Linked DNA regions of Homo sapiens: region 1 is linked to region 2. The links are chromatin loops, found by intact Hi-C in ENCODE. Cell type or tissue: K562. All regions are shown on one strand. Links, peaks and the distances in the headings refer to the core of each region. The heading gives the core; the rest is flanking DNA.

What was found. A loop is a pair of places that touch in the nucleus more often than their neighbours do. Peaks named below come from ENCODE experiments on the same cell type or tissue, not always from the same donor. Only the 100,000 strongest peaks of a DNase experiment are listed, where the experiment ranks them.
Region 1: a loop joins it to region 2, with 2.4 times the contacts of the local background. A loop is called at or near these places in 2 of 110 quality-filtered maps.

Annotation. Positions count from the first base shown.
Region 1 is chr7:42,004,929-42,017,808 of GRCh38, reverse strand. The region is part of intron 10 of GLI3 (GLI family zinc finger 3); the gene reads left to right. Among named protein-coding and RNA genes, the nearest start is that of GLI3, 230 kb to the left of the region's middle. In K562, for the core only: a CTCF peak has its summit at 2,986 (motif pointing left); a DNase peak (open chromatin) is centred at 2,978.
Region 2 is chr7:42,701,213-42,714,092 of GRCh38, reverse strand. It overlaps LINC01448 (long intergenic non-protein coding RNA 1448), which reads left to right and starts at 7,646. Exons shown (of 3, transcript NR_110833.1): 1 at 7,646-7,862. In K562, for the core only: no CTCF peak of the experiment used is centred there; a DNase peak (open chromatin) is centred at 7,262; H3K4me3 peaks cover 315 bases.

The DNA of each region.
Region 1 (12,880 bases), core at 1,687-4,186, 690 kb after region 2:
GGGGGAGGAGAATGCGGTGGCACTGTCGGTTTCTGTGGCTTATTTTATATTAATTGTTGCTAAACTGGGATGTACGCTAGACTGAAGCCAAGAGACTTCCTTTTTCTTCCGCATTGTGTGTCTGCTGAATAAGACCTGGCCTTGCCTCGTTCAACCTTGGTTTCAGTCAAAGAAAGCAAAAAGTTTGAATTGGATAGTCCTTAGGACAGGGATGGTAAACAGATTCTCCCTCAAGTGCGAGCTAGCTGGCTGGCAGCCACCAGGAGTACTGTGCAGAGTCCCCCTCCCCTTTCAGCCTGGGAGGGAGTTTGGGGTGGGCTGGGAGTGGCGGGGGGCTGTGAACAGTTATGGGTGACTGCCCCCAGGTGGAGTTTAAGAGGCGGCCATGTATTAGTTACTTTCTTAATTCATTCATCCGTTGTATACTCCCTGAAATATTTCATCAAAATCTTCCTCCGAGTAACTGTTTCTGACATCTGGGGAACATTTTCCTATTGAAAGCTTTTTAGCTGGTTCTCAATGATACTTTAGGTGAGATTCTAGATTCTGCCAATAGTTAGTGCCCTGGAATATTCTGTATGGATCCACTCCAGACAAGTGGGAATGGTGGTCACTTTGGGCTGGGCTGCATACCTCATTTGAATATGCTTGCCTATAGCAGATGTTGCTGGCATAATGTATTCTCCTGTTTATTAGGAAAAGTACAAGCCAACATTAGTGGATCAGCCATTTGCTCAACAGCTCTTGATGAGATGTGCAGAGCCCTGGCAGGTGCTACATGGGCTGGGGACAGCCCATGTGGTACCCACAGCCCCAGCTTTGTGGTGGACACATGATTTACACCCTCAAAGACTGGACAGTCTGACTGGGAGGAGGAGATAAGGAAACATAAAAGCATAGTGAACAACAAGAGGTGAAACATAAAGAAGCCATAATTGTGTATTGCGACTCTATGGGCTGAGAGAGGGAGGAGTACAGAGGAATACTGGAAAAGACTCCTAGGAAACAGGTGGAAAATATGGTTAGGGTCAAAGTAAATCATGCAGGTAAACTTTTGAGGCCTGATGAAATGATGATGGTGGTGATGATGATGATGATGATGATGGTGGTGATGATGATGATTTGAGAAGAATTAGCACCTGATTTGAAGGAATAATTTTGTTTCCCATCATTACCCAGTGGCAGTACAGTGTGAATGTGTTTCAAAGCAGACAGACCTGGGTTCACGGCCTGCTCTGCTCCCAAGGAAAATAGTGACTTTTACCACATAAAACGGTGAGGGAATTAGCTAAAAAAGTTATACTCAATAAAATGTTAGTGATTCTGCTTACGAGAGAAAAATGTCAAGATATTTAGAGGCTGCTGTGTCCATGCATGTCACGTATAAAAGCAGGGGTTAGGTTAATATTCAGGCAGTGTTGGGGTTGGTATGTCAGCATGAAATTAGTAATTGCAGAAAGATGTCGATAGGCCCCCAGTTCATGAAACACTGCAAGAGAAGAACTGGAGCGGCGCTCTGGGTTCATTTCTTCCATTGCAGGTTCTTCCTTGTGCTTTTCTGCAGTGCGGAGATTCCATCTCTCCTGTTCATGTGTCCTGACATCCTTCTGGAAATTTTCTTCGGTGGTTACACCAAACCAAGGTTTCTCCACTGTAGCACATAAGGGCAGATCATTCTCTGGCGTTGGGGGTTGTCCTGGGCATTGTAGGGTGTTAAGCAGCATCCCAGGCCTCTCCCCATGAGATGCCAGTTCTTTATAGTGGGAGGCTGTCCTGCGCATTCCCTCCCTCGTCATGACAACCAAAACTGTTTCCAGACATTGTCAGATGTCCCTGGGAGACAGTATTGCCCCCAGTTCTGCCCTAAATATTTCCTCTTGTCGCGTAGTGTGGAGAAAGAAAAACACACGTAAGAAAAACAAAAAAAAATTGTGATTAAAGAAAAAGTTTCTCCTGTTTAAATGTTCTTTAGAATGTTCAGATTAGAAATAAGAGATGATCTCATTAAAATGTCTCTAGTAAGAAGCTACTTAAATATACCTATGTGTGGGGGGGTGGGTGTGTGTGTGTGCGTGTGTAAACTGGCAGAGCTTAATTTAAAAACCACATTTGCTAAGGTTAGGCACACAGTAGTTCTCAGTAAGGCCCATAACCAGCCAAGCCCGTTTTCTTGGTGGAGAAACTCCATCACTATTTTTTTTTTCAGGCCTAGGGAAGTCACACAGACTCCAACTTCTGAGATCATAGCAAGCAGAGTTGGAGATCAGGCTCCTGCTTTGACATAAAACAGAGCTCCGGGAACAGAAAGCAGTTTTCTAATGCGAGGACTTTTTTTTTAAGATTTGGGGATATTTAGGCTTCTCTGGGATTAGCCAAATACTACCATGGAGGCATTTTTATTTTTTCTAGAACAATTAATGTTGCAAGAGAAGAGAACTGTAAATGGGATATCCTCAGGAGACAATGTGTAAGCCAAGGCCTTAAACTTAAACCAACTCCACCCGACCCCACCCAGTTACCAGTAAAACCAGCATTAATCAGTGAGTGGGGGATGGGAAGAACACCAGATAATGTGTTGGAGATCTGTCTTTCATTCCTACATCTGCCAGAAACTGTTTCTGAATTTAAGTAAGTCACCCTGCAGTAAATCCTCCGTGTCTCATCTGTAAAGTGGAGATAATAATATCCATTCTAGGTTCTTCACTGGGTTTTTTAATTTGTTTTTTGTTTATGAGGATAGAATGAGATCCTATAATGGAAGTACTTTGTAAACTCAAAAGCTTTATTCAAACATAAGGAAAAATCCATAGCAAGTAGTACTAATAAACTCACTCAACTGAAGAATGGAGAGATTAAGTGCACTTTTATGAACATTTAAAAATAGTCATAAGTATACCATTGATTTCAGTTGCACAGGCTCGCCTATGCAGGCTGCTGTTCATCTTACCTGTTTACTCATCTGCTGTTGATCCATCGTCACCACCTGGTGGCCACTACAGAAATTGCAGGCATAGCAGCTAGAAGAAAACGCTTCATGCATGTCCGATCTAGGGTGCTGGGGTTGGGGGCTATCCCTTTGAGTAAGGGGAGCATACAGGGCAGGCTGTTATGAGTACTATCGATGTACAAGCAGGACAGTGGGAAAATGAGTAAGGTGAAGGCACAGAAGAAGGAATGAAAGATACATCTCATGGAGATTGGATATGAGCATGGTATGGAATAAACTGGTGGATGTAAACACAGAAAGACCATTGCAGAAAGGCATTGGGGATTCTATGTGGAGAAGACAGCAGGAAGAAGTTAAAGGGTACAGAAAGTATGGGAAAATTTTATCTATGATTATAGCTAATATAATAAAAGACTGAGGTTTTTGGCATCTCTTTGAATTAGAAATATAATTACAAATGATTTGTTTTATGCTTTTTGGTTGAAGAGTGGTATGATAAGTAATGCAGTTAGAGCAGAACCAAAGTATGTCCGGAAGGCAGAAGGGTAGTGGGTAGTAAGATTAAAGAGCCGAGTAGCACCATGTCATGGGAGATGTGATTGCTAGACTAGGAGTCTGACTTTTATTCCAGGTGGAGTAAGGATAATTAAATGCTTTTGATGAGAGGAATGGCTTGAGCCAGCATCAGCTTTAGAAAGATGGGGCTGAGCCTTGCAAAACCTGGCAAGTTGCAAGTACAGTGTATTAAAGAGGGCAAGGTTAGACTGGGGTAGGGCCAGAAGTGAGACTCTGCAGTGGAAGTTATTTGAAATTATTTTTTAAAATTTGGGAGGATAGTTTGGAGATGTTTTACGAGTACAGTTTGAGCAGCTGATGTGGATGTTCTGCATGATATCCAGAGAGAAGTCAGAAGCTTCAGGGCTGCTGGCTGAGTGCTGGGAGGAGACGTTACCCATGGAACCTCTGTGTCTTGCCTGTGTGGCATCAGGCTCTTTACCAAAGGGTACTAAGATTCTGCTATCTTTCTTTAAAACAGGATTATCAGGGTCGTTGGGATAATTATCTCTGATAGTTTATGGGAGATACCTACTACAGTGCTAGTCAAGTTTTTAGAGCCAGTTAGCTTTTATTGTGATTGTTATCATTTTTCCTTTGTCATTATTTTGCTTTGTGCAAAATAAGATGTGCCAGGCCAAGCGAGTGGCACATGCCTATAATCCCAGCACTTTGGGAGGCCGTGGTGGGAGAATCACTTGAACTTAGGAGTTCAAGACCATCCTGGGCAACATAGCAAGACCCTATCTCTACAAAATAACAATAATAATACTAATTTAGCCGAACATGGTGAGGCACACCTGTAGTCCCAGCTACTTGAGAGGCTGAGGTGGCTGCAATGAGCTATGATTGCACCACTGTACTCCAGCCTGGGCAACAGAGTGAGACTGTCTCAAAAAAAAAAAATAAGGTGTGTCTTATTTTCTAGTTATGAATATATAATCCTGTGGCACACAGGCATCACCTGGCAAATAGTTCCATACATCTACAGTGGCCACTTTTCTTCCAATCAGGGCAGGATTGTTTTGGACGAATACAGAGAATGAATATTCAAAGCATTAGGTCTGGTGGGCTTAGACAAATAAAATAGACAGGTAGGTCAACCACATTTTATTTCTAAGTGGTGATTCAGATGAATGGGATGTAGTTCCTGATCTGTTTGGCAGGAATGAAAATGTCTTTCTAATCAGGAAAACAAAACTGCACCAGCTGTCTTCTGTTAGATTCACAGGACTCTCTCCGGTCAACCATGTCTCTAACATAACCGGCCCAATCTTATCTCGGCTGCTCTACCTGCCTAAAGGGACATGGTGTTTCTTTAGGCTCTCCCTTGTGCTTCAGCACATGTGACCTGTCCCAAGGAGCTCTCTAGGACATGCGGGAGAGCCCAGTTTGTGAAGAGGAGGTCTTCCTGGTGGCCTTTCCTGGGGGCAGGGAGAGTTTGCACAGGTTCCTCTGGTGCAGTTTCTACCACAAGATAAAGCAGTCAAGCTGCAAGTGAAACACAGCCCTCACTGTATTCCTCCTCGTGTTTAGCAGAGATAAACTTCACTGGAATCTCAGTACTGAGCCATTTGGCTTCTGGCTGTAGCTTTAATTGATATAATGCAGATTTTTTTTTTCTTGATCAAGAGGGGATTATTCTTGTTATCAGTCCAGAGCATCTTATTTTAAGATGAAAAGCCTTTACGGAATTACAGATGCCAGCACTTGTACAAAGCTTTTTGGCGATTGACAACTCAAAGAGAAAGTATGATTTATTAGCCTATAATGGCTAACCCTGAGCAATGGTCTAGGTCCTACTGATTTGTGAAATTGCTTAACGTGAACTGCCTTTTTATGCTACACAAGCCCCAGGTTACTCAAGTAAATGTAGTGTCTGCATTACATGAAATGTTACAGGAGAGAGAAGAAGAAAAGGGAGGGGGGAGAGGAGCAAGGTGGATTCTAAAATCCATCTTGGTGGTGCCTTTTACAGTAGTTTGGCTGATAAGCCGGCAGAGGAAAGATTAATAACGAGGCTTGTCGCTATCAGTACCTGCTTGTCGATTCTCTGTAACAGGGCTGTCTGTTCAGCATGGAAATTATTGATTAAATAAAAATGGCTATTAGATTGTGACGTGATCCATAATCACAAACAATGGTGGACATTCCTCTCTTAGATCCTCGGCCATGCATCAAGTCGTTTCTTTTTTCCCCTGGCCGTAATTTATATTGCGCTGACACTTGGGCTCATTAGGTTTATCCTTTCTGCTCAGAGGCACGAGCGGTGAGGACCAGCAGGAAGTCGGGGAGGAAGAGAGGAGAGATGATGGCCCCGGCCAGGGATCTGGCCAGTGTACTCACTGGGCTAGCATAAACATGTTGCAGTAAAATACATATCACATAGCAGTTACCATTTTGTCCATTTTGAAGTTTGCAGTTCTGTGTGGCATTGAGCGCAGTCACAGTGTTGTGTAACCGCCAACACTGTCCACTTCCAGGACATTTTGATCACCCCACAAGGCAGCTCTGTATGCATGAAGCGGTTACCTCCCATTCCCCCTCCCCGCCAGCCCCTGAAAACCACCAACCTGCCTTCTGTCTCTATGGATTTGTTTATTCTGGATATTTCTTATAAATGAAATCATACAAAATGTGACCTTTTGTACGATGTCTGCCTTTTTTGCACTTACCATGTTTTCAAAGTTCATTGATGCTGTGGCAGGTATCAGTGCTTTGTTCTTTTTTATGGCTGAATAATATTCTCTTGGATGGCTGGCTATACCACACTTTGTTTATCCGTGCATCCGTTGATGGATATTTGAGTTTCTACTTTCTGGCTATTGTGTTACTATGAACATTCATTTACAAGTTCATGCTTGAACACCTGTTTTCAGTTCTTTTGGGTATATCCCTAGAAGTGGGATTGCTGGGCCATATGGTGATTCTCTTTGCTTTATTTCAGAAACTGCTAAAGCTATGGCAGGGTTTAAGCTGTAGGCTCTGCCTTTTTCAGGTGGTCTCACCTTTAACTTCATTCTGCTTCCCTCAGTACCACCCCTTCTTGCCTGAGTGCTGCCTAAGCTCCCCTGGGCTGGGGACTCAGTCTGGCTGTGGAGTGCTCTATGACACTGCTATCTGTGGGTACACAGGCATTACCCAGCAAATAACTCCATACATCTACAGTGGCCACATCTACAGTGGCCACATTTCCCCTAAACAAAGTGGGACTGAATAGTCAAAGCATTAGGCTAGGTGGACTCAGACAAATAAAATAGACTGGTAGATTGACCACATTTTATTTCTAAATGGTGATTCAGAGGAATGGGGTGTAGGTTCTGTTCTGTTCTGTAGGAATGAACATAATCCTCTTTTAGTAGCTGGTTTGTGTCCTCCTTCCTGGACATTATTGCTGTGGTCCCTCCTAGTTGTGGAATCTTAAAAATGACCTAACCAACTACAAGGAGGTCTAGCAAGGCTAAAAAACATATTGAAGGCCACTAAACTCATTAGTGAGTGGTTTGCTACTGATTAATCAGTTTCCTCATACACAAATCATATTGTTTTAATGGCTGCTTGGTGCATATAAGGAAGGTTTGGCCTTTAGATGTTCTTAACTATTAAATGTATGCATTTTATTATCTCACACTTCACCCCAACAAAGACAGTCCCCTTCCCCTGTCCACTTCAGTCAAGTTGCCTCAAGTTTGATATTTTCCCACATGTTTATGGCCAGTTAGATACCATTGAAAGCGAATATAACACTTCATCAGAAACTTCAGACTCTTTGATCAAAACACAGGTGAAAATCACATGCTCATCTATAACTGAATATTTCCACTCAGGCTGAAACCCATGAACTCATCCAGAAGAGGCATCTGTCTATTGATGTGGTCAGGTGTGCTATCGATTATCCTAAACTTAAAGCTGGAAGCAACACTTAGAAGAAGCATAACTTCTTAACTTGAACCTCCAAGCTCCCAGTGCACTCCCCTACCCAGCCCTGTGTTATTTACCGTCCCACTTTAAGCCGCAGCCTCACATGGAGAGAGGCAGAGATGAGGCTTCTCCAGAGGGAAACAGCTCTCAGGGCAGCCTCTGGAGCCTCGTGCAGGCACAGGAGCAGGTGCCCAGGAGCAGCTCCGAGTGTCAATCCTGGCTTCCCTGGGGGCCTTGTTGAATAGCAAGAGACTTTGGAGAAAGTGCTGCAAGTCAGTTGAGGATCATTCCAGAAAGCCACTGTAAGCATTCATGGATTATCTAAGAAAGAAAAGACCAAGTTTGAAGAATATAGATCTCAATGGAATTCTTTGATAAAGTTAGATACATACAAAAGATTGAAAGAAAGTAAATATGTGGAAATAAGAAAGAACTAGTGACATAGACTTACCTGAACATATCCAGTCCACTGGGGCTACTGTGGGTCCTGATGGCCACAGAGAGGATGCTGTGGGATCCAGGAACGGGGAGGCACATCCCTTGGAATGAATGGTTTACAATCAACGAATGGCAGTGAAAGCAAGCAGCTCACTTCCTCGTTTGCTCATCTTCTGTGTTGGTCCAAGTGAATGTTCATTTGTTCATTTTGTTATTTGTTTGGAACGAGAACTGAGAGGACAGTGATGACGCCGATGAGACCCGTTCTCCTGGGGCTTCCCATTGGGAACAGAGACAGCAGGAAAAGGAAGCATGCGTGCCCAGCTGACACAAGAGTAAGATCGTTGATTGGTAAGGGAGTCAGAGGCCAGTTGAGTGGCAACGTCAGGACTGCAATTCCTTACAAATGGCACGATGAACCAATATCAGAAATTTTTGATCAATTACAAAAAAAAAAAAAAAAAAAAGAACAATTTGCTGGGGGAGATAGAAAGTGGTGACTATCGTTCTGTACTTTCAAAGGGGACAAGAAAATGAATTCAGAAAGTTCCAAGGGTAGGGTCAAGTCAATTCTAGAGAAAACTCTATTTTTATTATCATAAACGTGTTGTCCTGTTATAAGATAAAATGGTGATCATTGATACCCTCTGGGTTCACTAAGAAAACTGTCACACTAGACCGGGCTGATATTTTCTTTCACAATATCATTAGACTGGTTGTTCAGGAAAATACAGTAAATATGATTGACGGGACTTCAGCAAAACCTTTAATAAGAAACTACGGCCAAGGCAGAGGAAGATGGTTGTGTTAAACAGCAGTTAGGAGATGTAGTTGTTGGGTGGATGATAAGGGCATGGCTTGGCATCAGTCAAGGGAGCTGTTTCTAGAATCGTGCTGCTGGGCTGGGCTCCCAGCCCTGGTCTGCATAACAATTTGGTGTACCTGTTTCCAGGATGAAGTTGTGGAGTGCAATTATCATCAGAGTTGTTTGTGAGGAATATTTATATCCAGTTAGTGACTGAATCAGGATCCTCAGAGATCTTGAAAAATAAAAAACATGAAATAGCTCTAAGGAGATTAAAAATTATGATAACAACATAGGACCTTTAATCAACTATAAGTTCACTATTACAAGACAAAGATAGTTTCCACCAAGCCTAGCTAATGTGATTCTCAACTATAGAAATAGAAGTATGTTATTAGAATTACACTCAAAGTATCTCTGGAAAAGAGCACCTTAGTCTGGCACTCCACTTTCTAAAGATACACTGATGTATAGGCATTGGATCAGGTAGAGAAAGAACCAGACTTGCCTCGTGTAGAGTGGTTGACAGAACCAGATAAGAAGGTGTGGTTTGCGCCTATAGTCCCAGCTACTTGGGAGGCTGAGGCTGGAGGATTACCTGAGCCTAGGAGTTCAAGGCTGCAGTGAGCACTTGTGAATAGCCACTATGCTCCAACCTGTGCAACATAGGGAGACCCCATCTCTGAAAAAATAAAGAAGAACCAAGGAAGAGAAGTTTTGCAAGTTGAAGGTGGGCAGAAAGTGCCAAGGGACATGATAACTGCTTTCAAATATTTGTTGGTGGTTGGCTGTCCTGTGGGAGCTGCATCCAGCTTGTCCTCAATGTATGGATCAAAGGTCCAATGCATGGAAACCATAGGGAGACAGATTTAGGCTTGGTATAAGGAAAACCGAATTGTCCTCTGAGACCCGTCCAAAATGTTTACCCAGGGGAAAGGGAGCTCCTGTACTGCAATGTGAGGTTGTTTAAATTGTACACCATGGGTGTGGGGTATTATAGAGGTAATACAGAGCATCCAGTGGGTTGCTGGACTAGATTTACTTAGTCCCACTCGAACCTGAGTGAAATTCTTTATACCGCAGAAGTTTCTTGCAAGCCAGTTACATGCCTATGTTTAAAGTAGGGACTCATTTTCATTTGTTCTCAACAAAGAACAATATCATCTCAGTTTTATAACACTCCAGCAGTTTTTCCTCTCCATCTAGGTCAAGACTTTTCCTTCTTTATTTTAATTTTTTTATTATAAAACATATTACTACTTAGTAAAACAAACTAGGCCGACATACTGTTTGAAAGGGTGAACCTCTGAGTTCCTCAGGTAACTGACATGGGGTAAGAATGTGGGTACTGTGAGGCCTCAGTTTTTCCTTGTATACCAGAGCCACCTCTATTGTAAAAACTTCTTAGATTTTTTTAGTTTTTCTCACTTCATTTTGATGTAACCATTCCTGCTATGGGTATTACATATGAAAATTCCCATATAATTTTCTTTAGAAATTAGTCTTGTGCTGTGAGTGCTTTTGTATCACATACATTTTATTCTGAGATCCTTTGAGATAAAAACATTAGTGCCGAGCTTATTGAGAGGTAAATAATCAAGTACTTTGAGAATACCAGGAAAGGCGTTTTTTTCCTCAATAAGTACTTCTTTTTCTCTTGGGTTTGCACTGTGGAAATGTGTGCCCTAACTCTTAACCTGAAGGATATAAAACTTGGTGTGATCATTGAGTTTTTAAAATCACTTTTTTTAAACTGCAGTCCTTAGCAGAGTGCATCTCAATCTTGTTTTTATTTCAAGCACATAAGAGATGACATAAGAACTTTTAACTTGGCTGAGCTCTTTCTCATTCTGTCTGTTGCGTAGCAATATCTTGCTGTTGGGTTCTTTTTTCTTCCTTCCTTTTTTTTTTTTTTTTTTTAAATTTCCTCCTTAGCATCATTATCTTGGTAATTCACTTCACTCTATTCCCCTGTGTTCTGGGTGGAGCTAAGATATCTTTGGTGGTGTTGGTCAACTGGCCCTTCATTTTCCTTCTCTCCTTCAAGAATTTCGAGTTAAGAATGAACGTTTCCTTTTGAGAGATTGTTGGCTCTAAGCTGAGGCTGAGCTAAAAACACCTGGGAGAGCCTCACCTGCTGCCTGTGGAACCCAGCCACATTTCTGTTGCCTGAGAAATGACCCAACCCTGTTATCACTTCCACTTCCTAATGCTTTTATTGTCAGGAACTCCTGAAATGTATTAAGAAATTTAGAAACTAAGAAATGAATAAAAAGAACCAAATAGAAATGAACTGGTCTTTAAGTCCTAAGAAAGTGCTCTGTGAAATGCACTTACCAGGGCCTCCCTGGCAATTCCTGTTAGGGATCCTGTAAGTGTCAGAAATGTCTCCCCCTGAGAAACTTGGGCTCTACCTGGCTGGGTCACTTGAAGTTATCCATGTTTCCCTGGAATAGCACATTCCTGACTTGGGAATAAACCTTACTGTCCCTAGCCCCCAAAATTAGGAGTTGTAGTCCTTGTCAGAGCCTTTTGGGCCTGTCCCCTGATAGGATATCTGTAGCCTCATACACATGCAGGTTCACACACTGTATATCTCAATATTTAGAAGCTGTAAGCCAAGCTCACAAGCTGATAAATGAATGAAATGTTTCATACTTTGTCTAATACACCTGCATTGTGACTAGGGAGGGCAGGTTTCATAGAGAATTCTTGGACTCCTCAGAGTTCTCTGCCAGCACGTGGTGGCCCAGGGACAGTTGTCTCCCAGCCCACCCTCTTCTCCTCCCACTCTTGGAGATGTCTGTTCCTGAGCCTCACTCCAGAGCTGAGGAATAATTCCTGTGCATACAGAGATCTGAGAACCACTGCCCCCACTAACTCTGCATTGAGGGAAGCACCAGGCAGCCTGTGCCCCATTGGAGCCTGAAGTCTGGCAGACAACAGACAGCCTTGTTCTGGGCAATGTTGCCCTTCGAGCTCGGGTATCCCTTATACTTTTTTAAGTACAGGGGGATCCATATTCTAGTTTAGAATTTGTTCTCTGTGTCATTTGCTAAACTTATTTTATCTTTTGAGGGATGATATATTCAAATTAGGGATAAGTGGCAAAGCAACAAGATCCTTTATGGTAGAAACATGCATTTGGTTGGTTCTAAGAGTTGTAACATCATTTCGCTTATGGAGACCATGCTGAACTTGGGACTATTTCTAGAGAATAATGTGAGATACCCATCCCTCACGCCCTGAAAACAGCCTCATCCCTCTCCCCTTCCTCAACTCCTCTCACTAACTAGTGTCCTCCAGAGGACTCCAAGGGGAACCCTGTCTTTGGTCTTTAGAACTCGAGAGGAACAAAACAAGGAAAGAGAAATTGAACAGGAAGTTAGAGAGATAGTAAAATAATATCCTTTGTCTTCATACGCTTCCCTCCCTTCCCACGTCGGGCAGTGGTTAATGCTGCAGCAGAGCCCAATGGGTCGGTGTCTGAACAGTGGACAGGAGACCTGGGGAGGCGAGCACCTGGGCTGTATTCTAGGGAGGCAGGTATCAGCTGCTCCCTGCCAAGGGTACAAAAGGCAGCACCGTGTTCACTCAATGGACCCCAAAATTTAGAGGAGGTCCATCCAGACATGACTCTGAATCTGTGTGTGTGTGTGTGTGTGTGTGTGTGTGTGTGTGTGTATGTGAATTCAGGATAAAAAATGTTTTTTAGCAGTTAAGCACTTTGCACCACATCCATCCATCTATCCATCCATCCGTTCTTAAATTTTGACGTTCTAAAATATGGCAAACATTATAGTCACATACGGTAGAGAGCCCTTAAAGAGACCACGCTCACCAAAGCATTCAATAAGGGGAACATAATGAGGCTTACTAAAGCAACAGGGAAACGGTAAGGTTCAGATAACTATTTTTTTAAAGCCCAAATCCATAATTCCTTCAAAAGCAGTTAAAACCAGAGGCAACTTTTATTAAAATATTAATATTTTAAAATATTTTTGTCTTCATGTATTTCTAAAAATTGAGTCTGTACTTCATGTGTTGGTTCTGTGAGTTTCTATTTTGTGTCTTGCTTTCATCATATGTATGTGCCATCATCACTGAATCGTTGTGTGTAATTTACGGTTTTTCTCACCACTCTTTTTGCCATCAGAAATAATAAACCTCTTTGTGTAAAATTCTTTGTTCCTAATTTGGATTGTTCCTTTCAG
Region 2 (12,880 bases), core at 6,039-8,538:
TTGGGGAGCTGACCTCTCCCATAACCAAGACAATCTCAATCTGTCCTCAACACTGGTCTTGCACTTGCACCAAATTTAACTCCTCTGTTCATTACAGAGATCAGAGTCCATAGACAATTCAATCCCTTTATCTATAACCAGGACCACCTACTTCCACAATTCTATTTCTGGTTTTGGAAAACATTATCCAGAGCTGTCCATTTCTGACCTCAGTGTTCCACTTCCTGGTGCCACATGGAGTCCATCAACAGGTCTATTGATTACCCCCAACAGAAACACAGCACCAGATGAGTCCTTGAGCACTGAAGACATAGTCCACAGAAATTCATTCCTTATCTCTGGGCAATAACTTTGGGAATAAAGGTTCCCAAAGTTATTTAGGCCCTAATCCCTGGAGACAGTGAATATTTCTTTACTTGGCCAAAGGGGATTTGCAGATATGTTTAGGTTAAATCTCTGGAGATGAGGTTATTCTGGATTATCTCGGTAAACCCAATATAAACACAACTGTTTTTATAAGATGAAAACAGAGGGAGATTAGGCTAAGTAGAGGAGAAGGCAATATAAAGACAGAAGTAGAGATAGGTGGGATGCAGCCACAAGCCAAAGAATGTTAGCAGCTAACAAAAGTTGGAAGAGGCAAGGAACAGATTTTCCCTTAGGGCTTCCAGAAGGAACCAGCCCTTCCTGCACCTTGGTTTTTGCCCCATAAGACTCCTTTTGGACTTCCTGTCTCTAGAACTGTAAAAGAATACATTTATGTTGTTTTAAACCACTAAGTTTATGGCAATTTGTTATAATGGCAATGGGAAATGAATGTAGCCTTGATGTAAACAGCTCCTTTCCAGTTGATGACAGGTTCGTCATAGCACCTCTGGGCACCATAGTCATCCAATCAGCCATCTGGCTCCTAGAGAGACAACAACCTGCTCAAAAGAATTATAAATAGTTTCTGGCCTGTCCAGCAGAAACATCACTCATAGCAAAGCAGAAGCTAAAAGGGCCCAGCCAGAAGTCCATCTCCTGTAAACTCTACCATTCAGTAAAACTCTGGACACCAATCAGGTTTCCGACAGACCTGCCAGCCTCCAGCCTGCGTGGAACTTGATGACATCTATCACAGGGATGGATGTATGTACCTACCAGTGGCTTGACAATGAAGAATTATCTGGCCAAAACAATCCATGCTTTTAGTGTCCTGTGGCCGCTTCCTTCCCTCTCCTCATGATTTTGAAGACTTTTGCTGTTTACTAGCATCTCTCATGTGAGGTAAAGACAGAAAATAAGATTCAATAGGTTCTTCTGGTTCACACTGACAATTGTGATATTTGTTATGCTTTATATGATCCTTATTTCTTTTTAACTTAGTTGAAGTCCTACTGAAAAAGGTAAATTTTCTTTTTAGTTAATAAGAGAATAGATCTGATCAATATTTAACCATGATAAAAAGGTTCTGAACTTTTTATGTAGGTGCAACAAATTGAACTCCAACTCTGTTAGGCTCTGTGCTGGATGCTTTGAATACGTCACCTCATTTAATAGTCTCAAGGACCCTATGAATGAGTACGTGGTTAATTTTAGTAGTCAACTGGATTAAGGAATACCTAGGAACCTAGGAACCTGGTAAAGCATTATTTTTGGATGTGTCTGTGAGGGTGTTTCCAGAGGGGATTAGCATGTAAGTATGGGTGGACTAGTTGGGGAAGGCCCACCCCCAATGTGGGTCGGCACTATGCAATCTGCGGGAGGCCCGGAAAGAACAAAAACAGAGAAAAGGCAAATATGTGAAGACATCTGCTGAGGCTGAGCCACACTCTTTTGCTCCTTTCCTTGGACAACAACTTCAGGTTCCTCAGCCTTTGGACTCTAAGACTTATACCAGTGGTCCCAGGGTTCTCAGGCCTGCAGCTAGGGACTGAGAGCTGCACTATTGGCTTCCCTGGTTCTGAAGCCTTCAGACTTGGACTGAGCTATGTTACCAGTATCCCAGGGTCTCCAGCTTGTGAGTGGCCTGTCTTGGGACTTATCAGCCTCCATAATCAAGTGAGCTAATTTGCCTAATAAATCTTCTATCTATCTCTGTATCTCTGTATCTATGTATCTATCTACCCATCCATACATCCTATGATTCTGTCTGTCTGGAAAACCCCAACTGATACAGAGTATTTTAAGATGGAATAAACTGAATCTCAGGGACTCGAAGTAACTTGCCAAAGCCTGCCCACAGCTAGTAAGAGGTAGATCCAGAGAGTGCATTTGGTTGTTTGCAAAGCCTCTGCTCATTCCTCATTATCCCTGTGGCTAAGAAATTGCCTAATTACCTGTAGTTGCCCAGGAGGCTCTATTCAAACTCAGACAGTCTCCTAGGCAGAATGACCTTTGTGCTTTGTGCAATTCTGAAGTTCCTGTGATGGCCATTTTGGCTTGGAACTTGCCAAGGATTCTCAGGAATAATTTTGACATGGGAAAACATAGTTAATGGCACCCTAGAAGAGTGTGGAGTTTTGGGTTATAACATTATTGTTTATCCTATCCCTCACTCCAGCAGAAATTTTAGGCTGGAGAATTTGATGGTCCTGTGGCAGGATAGACTCTCATGGGTATACATCGATTCAGAACCCCAGAAAAGGCAGCTGTGGTTGCATAGTTCATGTCCGCCATCTTGCTGCCGTGTCTTCCCCTAGGCAGAGCACCTGCTCATAAAGTAAAGTCTAGGAGCTTGGCTATGATAGTCCAAGGGAGTCTATACTTTGCCAGTACATTTAAGATGATGAAGGCAAGGATGTGCGAGATGACCTCTAACATTCTTTTTGCACACTGATTCAAGTTTCTTGCCATTTGATGAGTGACAGTCTGACTGCCTCTCTCACCTTCCTTTCTGTATTGAGGTAGGTGAGATTTGAGAATGTTGAGAAGGTCCAGCCTTCTCAAATGTGCCCAGTCAGGTGGGACAGACATGCTGTTTCTAATCTGGGTGTTTTAATGTTTAAAAAAATGTACAAGTGTTTCCTTAAACATTATACCATTCAACAGGAATTTAGTAGTAATTCTTTCATATCATTCAGGATTTGAATGTATCAAAGTATATATTTGTTTGAAATCCACTGAGCGATGGTCCCCAGTTATTTGTGTATTGCATTAGTTCTGTGACTGCTGCTGTGTAATAAAAAGAATGCTATTATCAAAATATTTGAGGATGTGGTATTTTCTGGATCCTTTTGGAGATTAACAATGACATAGTCAGAGTTCACAAATTCTACACTTGAGAAGCTTTTTTACGCTTTAATGTTTTCAAGCCTATATGGCCAAGGAATCCATTTTCATGTATAACTATCTATTCACATCCCTCTGTTTTCCAACACACTCTTTGGGAAAGGCTGGGAAATGAGCAACTCATAGGAACAGAAGCCTAGTGATCCCAAAGTCACTGCATGCTGGTCTTGGCTGGGTCCAAGACACATAAAGAAAGCAGACCTTGGCAACCATGCCAGTGTTTAATCCGCAAACTCAGCCCTCCTGCATTATAGTGTGCATTACATGGCTGGACTCTCCACAAAGGTGACTGCCAGGCTGTGCTCCTTTTTAACTCCATAGAGTTTTAATAGAGGGAATAGAATGTCTTTCAGTTTTTGGTACCCAGACTTCACCATCTATAAAATGGGACCTACACTCATGTTTTTTCAGAGGCAGAGTGAATATTAGGTGAAAGGCACTATGAAATCTCAGATAGTGGGGCATTATCTTATCGCTGAGTACAACTCTTAGAGGTAATGACCGCTATTAGTACTGCAAAGGAGGTAAAGCTCATTTAATGCAAAGAAAAGTGATGCTATTTTGAACAACGTTCACACAAGGATACTTCACATATGAATTTAGCTCAAAGTTAGAGTGATAAAGATGGAGACAATAAAATAATTCTACCAGTACGCTGAAAGACCCTGTGCTTGTGCTCATGTTTTATAGAAAGGTGCAGGAATAATAATTTGTTCCCTTTCAGATAGGAGGGTTAATTATTCCCCCATCTCAACCTAAACAAGTTTTTTCTCTTGTTGGGATTAGGATGGATTTAGTCTGCCTTCTGGCACACTTTAAAAATGGATATGGTGCTTATATTACTGCCTAATGAGATTGATATTCAGGAATGTGCAAGATTCTAAATCCACCCAAAACATTGTATCTCCAGAGTACTTAGCTTACCCACAGGAAACATAGAGAAGCTCTTATTCACCCATTTTGCTCAATTATGTCCTGCCTAGTACCAAAAAGAATTAATAGTAGTTTGTAGTAAAATATGAAAAATATTTAAAACAAATTTAAGATTAAGAGAAAATAAGGCAGAAAAAAAAAAGACCAGGCCAGAAATTATGTTAGGAAAAGCAATTTCCATGCAATTCACTACAGTTATAGTTAAAATCCAGAGAGGAGTTTGTGGAAATTGACAACCTGAGTCTAAAAACTTCATTGGACAGTGAAGGGCCACAAATCGCCAAAACAACTTTTTTGAAGAAGAACATCATGAGGGAAGTGTTTGCCCTATTGGATATGACATCTTAGGAAGCTGGAGAGCTTTGTGTAGCATAATGTCAGTGCAGAGCTGGAGAAGTAGGTCACAAATGCACATATTTATGCATGGAAACCTGATCCGTGGCCGAGCTAGCCTTACAAAATGATGGGGAAAAATGCACTGCTTAATAAATACAGCAAGATCAGCTCTCTGTCTTAATGCCCTCAAATCAATTCTGGCTGGAATGTTGACCTAAAGATGACTGAGGAACTGTATGATGCTTGGGAAAAAAATGATAGGAGAATATCTTTATGGTATTAGCTTAGGAGAGGGCATCTCAGACAAAGACAAACAAAAATGTGAAAACGAAAAAATTACAAATGTAACTACATTAAGATCACAAGTTTTGTAGAAAGAAAGGAAGAGAGAAAGAAAGAAGGAAAGAAAGAAGAAAGAAAGAAAGAGGGAGGGAGGGAGGGAGGAAGGAAGGAAGGAAATGAGGGAGGAGGAAACAAGAAAAGAGGGAAGAAAGGAGGAGGGAAGGAGAAATAGACATGGTACTGAGTAGGAGAAAATGTTTCAAAATCTACCCCCAAAACAGATAAACGACAATAATATACAATAAATCATAAATTGTAAGTAGATAGATAATTTATTTATAATATATAAGTTAATAGGAAAAATAAACCTCAAAAAATTGAAACAAGGAAAGAATGAACAAGAGATTTATAGAAGAGGAATCCAAACATCTGAAAAATGCTCAAACTCATTAACGGTGATAGAAATGCACATTAAAACTATAGTAATATACTATGTCACAGCAGATTGGGGAAAACGAGTGAACTAAATACTCTAAATGTTAGAAAAAACGTGGAGAAATAGGAGCTGTCATATCCTGGTGGTGGAATTTAGTGCAATTACTTTGGTGATGGTTATTAAAGGTGAGGATGTGCATAGCCCATGACTGAGCCATTTAACTTTTACGTATGTTTCCTGGAGAAACTTTTGCATATGTGCATATGGAGACACATATAATCAGGTTTCCTGCATAATGTTTATGATAGTAAAATAAATTGATAAAACTTAAAAGTCCATCAATAGGAATATGCATAAATATATATTTTTGTATATTTATACAGTGAAATACTATATACCAGTTTAAAAGACAAAATGAGAGCCACAACAATCAGAATAAATCTCATAAACATAATGTTGAGAGAAAAGTAAGTTTTACAAACATTGACAAATAGGATGCTATTGATTGTTAGTTTAAAAAATAGCACAATAGCACTATGTATATATTATATATACACAAATATATGATAAATTGATCAAAAGGTGCCTAAGAAAGAGAAACATTAAATTAATGATAGTGATTTATGCTGAGGAATGAAAAAGGAAATGTGACAAGGATAGCTACATGAGGATCTCAACTTTATCTGCAATTTTTATTTTATGTAAAAAAATTCCGAAGCCACAAGCAATTCAATAAAAAAGATATGCAAAATATATCAGCGAGTGCTTTATAGAAAAGAAAACATAGATGGCCAATAAAATGATGAAATATTCCACCTCATTAGTAACCATGGAAATTAGAATCAAGGCCAGAATGAAATGTCATTTTTCACCTATTTTATTGGGAAAAATTAAGGAATCTGACTAACCATGTATTAGAGTGTATGGACCAACTGGTGGGAGTGAAAATTGGGACGACCGCTTTGGAAAATGTCTTGGCAGTCTATTAGGAAGGTAGTTATTCATATATCCTATGGCCCAGAAACTCCACTATAAGAAGTACACCCAGGACAATCTCTTGCACAGCACACCAAAAGATACCTATGAGCATGTTCACCAGTAGTTTATCTAATGGTAAAAATGGCAAACAACCCCAAATCATGCAAAATTGAGGCAAGTCTTCACAACAGAACAAGCCAGCATTGAGTGGACCAGAGACATATAACACGCAGTTGAATTTTAGTAATGTAATATTGAGTCCCTGGAACGCGTGTTAGACGACTTCGTGTAACATGATACGCTTTTAATGAAGGTCAAAACAAGTAAAATAATGTATCGGTTGAAAACAACATATTGACTATATATATATATATTATATATATATCATATATATGATATTTTTTATATGTGGTATATATATAATAAAATGTTTTTTAAAAACCAAGAAAGTGACAAACACAAAAATCAGGATAGTGTTTGTCCCGAAGGGGTAGGCAGGAACACAAGATAGGGTGAAGCCTAGTTATTGTTAATGTGTTAAGTTTTTGGATTGCATTGTGGATTCAGGAGTACTCATATTATTCAAAATAAAAAAATGACTACATGAATAAAGTAATCTATAACTAATTGAAAGCCATGAAAGAGCCGAGGATCATATTGTGTCAAGAACCAAGAACTCTGATTAATCTGATTTTGTGCATCTGGAGTTCAATAAAAATAAATTTAAAAAACAGTTAACAGAGACCAATGTTATTTTGATAAAGCAGGCTGGTGGGTGCTGAAGTTTCTTTATAGTTGTCTGTAAGAAAATACCTTACGATTTAAAAAAATAAAAATTCAAGCACATCATACAATCTTTTCCAAAGGTTCCTTTATGTTCTTATTTTTTGTGTGTGTGATATAAACAAAGCCATCTTACGGAAATAAAGAGACAGTCAGATGGGGGGGCCCAGAAAATCTCCAACAGACTTGCGCCCTCGGAGCAATGAGCACTGGGGTGGAGCTACGGCAGTTCCCGCAGTTTGCAATGAGGAGGAGTCTGGCCCCTCCTCTTCCTGTCTGTAGCGTGGGATTCAAGCGGTGAGGCAGGAAGCGCTCTAGCAGAGAACTCTGGCCTCGCGGAGAGTCTCTGTGTCCCCCTTTTCTTCCTTTTCACTCAAACCCTTCTTTACTCTTCAAACCATCTGTAAGCCTAAATTTTTTTTTTTTTTTTTTTTTTTTTTTTTTTTTTGAGACGGAGTCTCGCTCTGTCGCCCAGGCCGGACTGCGGACCGCAGTGGCGCAATCTCGGCTCACTGCAAGCTCTGCTTCCCGGGTTCACGCCATTCTCCTGCCTCAGCCTCCCGAGTAGCTGGGACTACAGGCGCCCGCCACCGCGCCCGGCTAATTTTTTGTATTTTTAGTAGAGACGGGGTTTCACCTTGTTAGCCAGGATGGTCTCGATCTCCTGACCTCGTGATCCACCCGCCTCGGCCTCCCAAAGTGCTGGGATTACAGGCGTGAGCCACCGCGCCCAGCCTGTAAGCCTAAATTTTTGTGGCTGTGGGATGGACAAGGACCCAGTCTTTAGCTGAACTAAGGAAAAGTCCTGCAACAATAAATTTCAGAAGTTTGATCTTAACAGGTACAGAAGTTTAATGCTTTCATAAGATAATAAAATTCATCAGCATTAATGGTATTCATTGCAATCACATGGCTACCTGGAGATTAAGCAAGGATACATAGTAACTAGATCAATTCAGTTCCATTCAATTACAGAAGAATTGAGAGTTCTTTATGTGCGAGGCACTGTGCTAACTTCTTGGGGTACAAAGGCAAATGTGTCCTGTACAGATAGTTCATGGTTTCCTGGCGTTTACTATCACACAGTAGCCTCACGAGCTTTTTGTTTCTCTTTGTTATTTCTTCCCTATCTGTAGATAACATGTATGTTGACAGTGTTCTTGGTATCATGTGCAGGTGGCCATAGGACATAACACATTTGTGTCCCCACACACATACATCCACTTTCTTATTCGATAACATTATTCAAACATTTGCTGAAGTGCTAAGTATCAGACATGGTTGCATACATAGTTAGTTGATTTTGTGCAAAAGGCAAAAGTACTGATGTGAATATATTGCACATTATTTGTTTAATTCCACTGGCGATGCAGATTGAAAATTCTTTCATATTCCTTCTGGGGAGTTCTGCTTACTTTGATGACCTCAGAGCATATGCTGAACTATGGACCTATATTTCTGAATTTTTTTCTCTAACTATACTCAATATGGCTGTGAATGAGCTTTATGTCAATTCACATTGTTAGGCTGCAAAGAACAGAAACCCATTTATGCTACCTTTAGTAATGAGATTATCTTAGGGATACAGAGGAGGAAATGGAATCTCAGAGGAAGAAGTATTTGGAACCAGGCCATGCAGAGAAGAGAGCTGGATGGTGATGGTGTAAGCCAGGTGTCTGGAGGGCCGGGTAATCCTTTTGCTGTCTTATTGCTTTCTGTGGTTGTTGCTGTAATGGCGTCAGAAGTAACCTCTGTCATTATTGAGGAACTCCTGGCAATTATCCTTCCACATGCACTTGTTGCTAAGATTAAATGAGTCAAGAGAGATAAAGCCCTTGAAACAGAGCATGGCATTTTGTAAGTACTGTATATTATTGTTTATTATTATTATTGCTGCCTTAAAGTTTACTCATTACTTGAACTTATTTGGTGCTCCCAACTATTTTCCTTCTCCTTATTTTATCCTCTGCTCAGACTATAAGTGGAGTCTCATTTTCAAACCCCTCAAAGAGGCTATTTCATTATAGTTTTTTTTTTTTTTTTGTCAGGCCAATTCATAATTTACTGGTTACCTTGACTATGGCCATTTGAGATAGCCCATGCAGTTAGGATGGCTGTGAAGCCACAGCCTTGTGGCACAGTGGACGGCTCCCAGCTCACAGGATGACGAAGGGGTCCTTCCTCAGTACTGACTATGGCCTTGGCAGTTTCTTGGATGACTATGACAGGCACTGGAACTGACCTTTTTGGTACAAGCTTACTTTCCCTTGTCTAAATTATTTATCTCAAAAATGTGCTTACTGGAGTCTTAACAACTCTTTAACATGAAGTCAGTGGTACCAATTTGGAGTCATCATGCCCATATACTAAAGTAGCTTTATGATTAGTCTCAAGGTCATTGAGGCATGATTTCTATCTGTGCAGAAAGACTCTAGAGCCAAAACAGTCTGCACTGAGGAAGGAACTCTAGGTTGTTTCATGATTGTACCAAGAGGCTCTGGCTTCCCAGACATCCTGTTCTGGCCCCAGAGTCTTTTTTATACATATAGAACTCATGCCTCAATCAACTTGGGAATAATCATGAGTTAATGTATTAGTAAGACTGAAATAATTCTCAGTAAATTTTGGAGTTACCAAAATTATTTTCTCATAAGAGCCCAACAAAATAGATCTAACACCTGTTTTTCAGTATCCAGATACATTGGAAATATCCTGACAGTTTATTTATATTGGAAATTATATGGGATTTGGGGTCAAAGGACAAGAAGTTGAATCCTGACACTGTCACTCAATAGATGGGTGGTTTTGGGTAATTTAACCTCTCTGAGACTAATTACCTTCATTTCAGAATTTTTCAATACTAGTCATTAGCACAGCCATGCTATAAAAACATGACATAACATGCTAGGAAAAAAAAATAAGGGGCTTCCAAGCCAAAGGCAGAAGATATAGTAGGTTAAAAGAAATGAAAATAAAATTGTAGACTAGGGATTTCATATTACTTTCTGTCATTAATATTTTTAAATTATTTCTGAGAACACGATATAGTCCATGAGGAAGAAAGAGAGTATAGAAATATGACCTAAATATGTGTCAAATGAACAAAACACAACAGAAGGTTTTGTTGTTGACTGTGACTTAATTAATAGAGGCTTTAATCCTTGTTTTCAGTAGGCAGAATGACTAATTGAGTACTAAAGTATCTCTATTATTTTTATTTCTAAGTTCTCAAATTGTACTGATGAGCGAACTGAGGATATGTAAAACCCAGGGGCAAACAGAATTTCTGGTTGGATTGAAGTGTCTTATAGACCAGAGTTTTATTTTGCACAAGGGTATGACTCTTTCCTAATTTATGGACCCTTCAGTTTTTTGTTATTGCCATGTGGTTTTTAAATTGTATTTTTTAATAGGGGTATAATTTGGAAGCATTTGCTCCTTGGAATAAAGATCTTACCTATTAGATTTGCATTAGTTTTTCAGAAAGTGCATTTAGGATAAATGTTAGCTCAAATAGGCTTTCTTCAAAGTTGGCAAAGACAAGGAAGGAGAGAGGTGCAGTGACCCTACTGAACTGTCTGGCCTTCCCACCTGGGCCTGGCCTCCTTGCCTCTTCCAGGAAGGGCCCGGTGCCTGCAGCAGCCTAAGAACAAGCTGCCTGAAATCCAGGTGGAATAAAGGTATTTCTGTTTCCCATCAGCATGTCTTCAGGGCAGAAATTAAAAAATGAAACCTGAACCTAGAAAGCCTCACTAATGGGAACCCCACATTTGGCAGAGCTTTGTTGGGTTTCTCATGGCCAAAAGTATGGGCAACACTTCCCAGCCTCCTTCCTTCCTCCACCACTTTCTTGGCTGTCTATACTCAGGCCATGGGTAACAATCACTGTTATCTCTACCTTCAACCTGCCCAGAAATTATAGCAGAAAAGATAAGAGAAGTTGTGAAGAATGGCTCTATACTGAAGGTGTACGCAGTTGCCAGGAACTATATATAAAAGCTTTTATGTAATCCCACAGCAATCCTACAAATAGTTATGATTAGACTTATTTTACAGATGGAAAAAAAATGAGGGTTAGAGATGTTATTTTAATTAGAAAGCCAAGGTTGCACAGCTAGTAAGTTGCTAATTGTGAGCCAAACTGAGGCCCTTCTGTTTCCAGTGTTCGAGTGCTTGTGAAGCTGCTCTAAGTGGGCAGGGCAAGTGGGAGCCCTTGCCTCTGCAGGGACAGAGCACTGGGGATGCCTGCATGGTGGGGTGCCTGAAAGTCTCTTGAATTTCTAAGCTAGAACTTGCAAATCTGTCCTTATTTCCCCCTACTTCAGAGTTTGCCTACAATTCAGTTGCCTGCTGACTTGGATGAGTACTCAGGGGAATACTTTTGATTTTTGTGTCCTGGGGCTACCTAGTCCAATAATATGGAGTGCTGTGAGAGACACTAGCATAGCTTTTCATAGAACAACCTTCAACAATGTTTAAAGAAACCTGTAATGAAACAACTTGAACCAGCATTACCCCGTTTTGCTGATTTCAGCAAATGGGCCCCAACTTGAAAACATGTCACTATTCAAAGCTCATTTTTAGGTTGGTTGTTTAAAATTCAGATCACATTTTCAGAAATGGTATTATAAATGGCAGTTAGGCTTCCAGGCTACCTTATAAAAACCTACTTACCACATAACATAGCTGGAATACTTTGTATTTATAATAAAAAATGGTAGAGAATAATACTATTGTAATGCTACAAATTAAAATAAGTAATGATGGTGGGCTAATTAACTTTTATGTAATTCGTGTGGCCTCTAGCTTGAGGAAACACAGTGTAACAGCTATGAGCTTGCTCTGGGGTTAGAACATCTGGTTCAAATACTAGCTTTATGGCCTACTTATTGGTGTGACCAAGGGACAAGGTATAACTCACTGAGCCTCAGTTTACTCAACTATAAAATGGGGATAAAAACACCTCATAGGGTTGATGTGAGCATTAAGTGAGATAATATGTCTAAAGCGTTGGTGTCATAGAGCTTGACACCTACAAAGTTCCTGGGGTATGATAACTGTTGTGGACATGATTGATACCTGCTGATCATTAAGTCCTTCCCACTGAACGGACACTGTGCCAAAGATGTTGCCTACAATTTAAACCTATTAGCCCAGTGAGGAATTAGTCCCATTTTTACAAATGTGTGATTGAGGTGCTCTGAGATTAAGCAACTTGCCCAAGGTCACATCAAAACATGTCAACTTGTCTAGACCACAGGGTACCCAGATATTTGGTCACACGTTATTCTGGGTGTGTCTGTGAGGATGGTTCTGGATGCAATTGACATGTGAATTGGTGAACTGAGTAAAGCACAGTGCCCTCCTCAATGTGTGTGGGGCTCATTGAATCTGTTGAGGGCCTGATTGGAACAAAAGAGCTGAGGAAGGGAGAACTCTCTCTCTCTCTGTGAGTGTCTTTGAGCTGGAACAGGGCTCTTCTCCTGCCTTCAAACTTTGACTGGAAGTTATGCCATCAACTCTCCTGCTTCTCAGGGCTTCAGACTTGGACTGGAATCGCATTATCAGCTCTCCTGGGTTTCTAGCTTGTCAACTGCAGATCTTGGACTTCTCAACCTCCATAATCTCATAAGTCAATTTCTTATAATAAATCTCTTTAGGTAATGATAGATGAAAGATAGATGGAGGGATAGATAGATAGATGAATAGATAGATAGATAGATAGATAGATAATCCTATTGGTTCCATTTCCTGGGAAAGCTTTGATGAATATAGTCACAGAGATGGAAAGTGAAAGAATGAGGCCTGGCATCCAGGTCTATAGGTTTGAAAGCTGAGAATCCTCTGAGGTCTGGCTGT